2 separate regions of the Homo sapiens genome follow, and region 2 is linked to region 1. The links are chromatin loops, found by intact Hi-C in ENCODE. Cell type or tissue: heart left ventricle. All regions are shown on one strand.

The links. A loop is a pair of places that touch in the nucleus more often than their neighbours do. Peaks named below come from ENCODE experiments on the same cell type or tissue, not always from the same donor. Only the 100,000 strongest peaks of a DNase experiment are listed, where the experiment ranks them.
Region 2: a loop joins it to region 1, with 2.3 times the contacts of the local background. A loop is called at or near these places in 3 of 110 quality-filtered maps.

What each region holds. Positions count from the first base shown.
Region 1 is chr13:33,508,775-33,511,274 of GRCh38, forward strand. It overlaps a transcript of STARD13 not described here. Among named protein-coding and RNA genes, the nearest start is that of LINC02344, 170 kb to the left of the region's middle. In heart left ventricle, a CTCF peak has its summit at 1,164; no DNase peak of the experiment used is centred here; H3K27ac peaks cover 2,499 bases.
Region 2 is chr13:33,232,375-33,234,874 of GRCh38, forward strand. The region is part of intron 1 of STARD13 (StAR related lipid transfer domain containing 13); the gene reads right to left. Among named protein-coding and RNA genes, the nearest start is that of STARD13-AS, 44 kb to the right of the region's middle. In heart left ventricle, no CTCF peak of the experiment used is centred here; a DNase peak (open chromatin) is centred at 1,317; H3K27ac peaks cover 532 bases.

The sequences.
Region 1 (2,500 bases):
AAATTCCGAGTAATGCATCATTAGGCAATTTTGTCATTGTGGGGACATTCTAGAGTTTACTTATACAAACCTAGATGGTATAGCCTATCACACACCTAAGCTATATGATATAGCCTATTGCTCCTAGGCTACTAACCTGTACAGCATGCTATTTTACTGAATACTGTAGGCACCTGTAACACAATGGTTAAGTATTTGTGTATGTAAACATATCTAACATAGAAAACATAGAAAACATAGAAAAGGTACTGTAAAAATATGTTATTATAATCTTATGGGATCACCACCATAGATGCACTCTGTTGTTGACTAAAACATCATTATGCAATGCATGACTTGACTGTAAATATCAAGTTTTATGGAATCAGGAAAAAGATGCCAGAATTTTGGAGGTTGTTGGCTACTTCTTTTGGCCTTCAGTAAGACCATATAGGAAAGGAACGACCTTCAGCCTCATCTGGCAGTTGCAGAAGGAAAGAGGAAAAGGGATTTGGTCCTTCCTAAGAGTCATCCTTTCTGCCTGCTCCAGGCACTCCAAAATGGCCAACAGCAGATAACCATTGGCCTTTAGGATGTGTAAATCTCTGCCCCATGCTAAATTTAGTACAAGCAGGAAACATAACGGGAAAAGAGATTGGGATCCTGGTCAACCAGGGATCTGGGTTCCAAACACTTGCTGCTGTACATTCAAAGAGAGCAGGTACAATTCTACTCCAAAAGCCATCCCTAGGAATTCCACCACTGAGGGGTGAGGATCTGTGTGATTTCAGCCCATTGCCTCCAAGTGTGAGGCCCAAATGGCTAGGGAGAGGGGTAGAGCATAAAGGCTGATTGCTAAGAGGGAGAATCAGTGAGGTTTGGAACCAGGCTGATGGGCCATGACTCCACAAAAGCTCTGGCTTTGTTACCACTGTAGGGAGTATCCAAGAAATTAACAGAGCAACAGCCAACAGATCTGTCAGGAGAGGCTGTGGCATTGCCAGTGAAATGCCAAGGCTCAGCAAACAGCCCAGAGAATGCCTAACTCGTAGGGCGAATTTTCAGTGCCCAAACCCACACCCACAGGAAGGAGGAACTAAAATGTTCTAGCTGTTAGAACAGGAACTTCCTGGTGTCCATCTGACGCATAGCTGTGCAGGACAATAGGAAAGGGAGTTCCTCCCAGAAAGCAGTGAAGGGCCAGCCAGATTCCTGAACAAAGAACTCCCTCCACTGCCAGGTCAGAGAGTCCTTGCTCTCTTTGCCCAGCAGCATGAGATCATTGTGATGGACTTGAGATCAATCTTCAGTGGTTGCCCTTCTCGCCTTTTCCAAATGGAAGTTTTATTGCAGTGATGGCATTTTCTCTCTACCAATGTGAAGTGGCAGTGCTAAATTTATCTTTTAGCCAGAGGTTGCCAAGCCACGATGAGCTACATTTAGACCCAACCAAAAAAATGTCATAACTTAGAGATTCTGGAATTGAAGTTGAAAGCAGTAACTGGATGAGCCTAAGCATAGTCTCCCTTTAGAGTGAAGGTAGGGAATTTTTTCTGGTAGAGGTATATTTGCAAGGGCCACTTTGAGAATTTTATAAATAGAAAGAAGGCTCATATGGATACTGGGCAGCCAAGGGATGGAAAGATAATGAGAGACATAGTTAACCTGTGCTTTGTTCAGCTCTTTAGGAGCTTTTTCCCATTCTGAGTCCAAGTTCTTTAGGTGGGGCTCTAGAACTCCTGGCTCTAGGGCTGCTATCATGGAAACCTGGCCAATAAAGTACTGGATTTCTTCATTCATGGTGATTACATCCAGGGATGATCACATGACCAAAGCCAGGACAATAAAAGCTCTCCCTGGGTCTTCTGTTGGAGCTATTGAAAAATTGACTTTTTATTTTTATTTTTACTAGAAATTCCAGCTGCCAGTACAACATAAACTAGGAACTGCTGCTGGTCATTTTTGCCACATTGTGGGGAGAGCCTGCCCAATAATGCAGCCAACTTCAAGTTTAGTAAGCAGAGAAAATTATTTTGAACTTCTAAATCTAGTCATATCTAAAGCTGGACTGATAAGCCCTGGTTTTCCAAATTATTTGAGTCAATAAATACATTTTTGTGTACTGAGTTCACAAGCCAAATAATTGAAATTGAGTTCACAAGCCAAATAATCCTAACAGCTAATTAAAATAATTTCTATTTCATTTAAATTCTTTCAAAGAGAAATAATTGAGCTGACACCTAAATTTTTTTTTTCTGTTTAAAAGCTGATGTTGGCCAGATGCAGTGGCTCATGCCTGTAATCCCAGCACTTTGGGAGGCTGAGGTGGGCGGATGACTTGACTAGCCAAGAGTTGGAGGCTAGCCTGGCCAACATGGCAAAACTCCTTCTCTACTCAAAATACAAAAAATTAGCCAGGTATGGTGGAGTGTGCCTGTAATCCCAGCTACTCGGGAGGCTGAGGCAGGAGAATTGCTTGAACCTGGGGGGTGGAGGTTGCAGTGAGCCAAGATCACACCAC
Region 2 (2,500 bases), 280 kb before region 1:
ATTGTTGTACGGTTATTCTTTTATTTTTAATTTTTTTTCAAATATTTTTATCTGGGATTTGTTGACTCACAAGTGGGGAAGAACCCTCAGATACAGAGGGATACTGTACTCTGTTTAGTCATCTAGATCACTGGTTAGTGTATTAAATCTTATATATCCCAGGACAGGTGAAAACACAATCACTCAATTTATAATCTCTCATCTCTTCTCTTCTCCTCCAGAATCTTGCAGTCATGCTCCAAAAACTTTGACGACGTGTATCTGAAACCAGCCCAATTGTCCCATAGAAATGATATTTGAATGTTTTTGAATAAACATAGAAATTGACCCTCTGAATTAAAACTAGAAACTTACACTTGTCTATTCTGAGTGCCTTCCTCAGGAAATCAACCCTCACTCAAGGGAATGAAACTCACTCAATCACTACATCCAGACAATGAGATACAAGACCCCTCATTCATCATGATTGCTTCCTTGTTCCTCCCTAATTCCCTGTTTTCCTGTATAAACCTCCCAATTTTAGTCCATTACTGAGATGGATTTGAGACTAAATCTCCCATTCTCCTTGGCTGCAACACCTGATTAAAGCCTTCTTCTCTGGCAATACTTGTTGTCTCAGTGATTGACATTCTGTGCTGAGAACAGCAAGACCTAGACCAAACCCCTGGCACTTCAGTAACATATCAAGCACTGCTCAATGTGATAGCGACAGGAGGCAGCCAAATGCCTCAGCAGATAGGGGCAGGTACTGGGTGAAACCCCAACTCCAAGCCAAAGAGAGTTTAAAGCCTGAAAGTCAAGCTACAAGTTAAATCCTCGGATTGGACTGAGAGCTTGTCTTCCTGTTTGGTGTGCTTTCCTCTGATGGATCCCCACCCTTCATCTATTTTACATATACCTACCCTTTCCTAATTGGTTTTCTACACTGTCAGGCCCACCTTTGAGTGGTATCTTCGCTTTAACCTTTTTTGCATACTCACAAACCAATCAGTATGCACTCCCCATCCTGTGCTTATAAAGACCCCAGACTCAGTCATTAGAGGAGACGACAGCCTGACTGCAGGGAGAGGGACAACCTGACTTCAGGGAAGACGACCTGCCCTTCCTGTCCCTTCTCCAGTTCTCCTCTCCACCCAGAGCCATTTTCAGCCCTTAATAAAAATTCTCTGCCTTCACCATCCTTCAGTTGTTCACATGATCTCCTTTGTCTTGGATGCTGGACAAGAGCTCAGGACCCATCAAGTGCAGGTACTCAGAAAGGCTGTAACACCAGCCCTTTGCCCTTGTTGGCAGAGCAGCCACCCCACACGATGAGGCAAGGGGCCAACTGAGCTGTTAATACAAGTCTGCAGATGGCAGAACTAAAGGAGCACTGTAACACCCCCTCTGGGGCTTAGGGTTGCAGTCATCCTTACCTGGGTGTTGCTGCATTCCCCTCAAGGTGACACACCTGGTCTGGATGCAGGCCCTGCACAGAAGTTGCTCCTGTGTCAGCAGCCGGAGCAGCCAGCCGGATCTTGCACTTGCTTGCTCACGTGCTCCCTCCTGCAAGGGGTTGAGCATGGCAGACCGAATAGGTGGGGTGCCCCTTCTATGAGTCTGTTGAAGGGGCCAAGAAAAATCCTGCATCAAATGCACCAGGCCCTCACTGTCCCAGGCACTGTGGATGAGCCAAAGATATGTATGATCATATCTGTGTACATATGTGGCTTATAGCATACGTACAAATAGAAAAATATGCCAGACTGGCTGTGTCTGAATAGACCCTCTTGAACCTCTTGGTTCCAGCCCCCAGTGAAGTAATGATTTCATCAAACAGATGCAGAACATCTACCCCTCGAGATGGAGAACTACTGACTGGTACCCGCTTTTCTGGTCATAAGCTGAGTTTTCTGCCCCTTTGTCCTCAAGTGACTTTGAATTTTGTTCTTTTGAGAAAATGCTCCTGAGGATACAGGAACAGAGTCCCAGCTATTTTCAAAGGTAAGAACCAGCCTTCCTCTTCCTGTAACTCTGTGTCTTCACACTCATCATGCCATCTGCTCTCTTCCACTCATGGGCTCTCTCAAATGCTTCACTGACATTCCCCTTGCACAAGGCCGCAACTGGCCATGGAGTTCTCATTAGTAAAATGGTGCTACTCAATGTTCATCCACCTTACATGATTTTCGTGAAAATTAACTATGAAGTTTGAGGGACTTTTTTAATGTTATGAAATGTTAGTCTAGTTTCTTATAACTTTTTTTGATGAAAGCAAAAATACTGTGATTTTAGCATTCTGCCTCCAACAAATCTACCTCTCTTTGGCCTGAGGCAAGTCACCTAATCTTATATATCAGTTTCCTGTGTGTAAAGCATGGAAAATAATTGTTACCTGGCTCACTGGGATTGCCAGGTTTAATTAGTTATGACTTTAGAAGGTTGTAAAAAATTGCTTTGTAAACTATTCATAACAATGATGGCATACAACTCCTTCTGATATCTTTATTCCTTCTCTGAT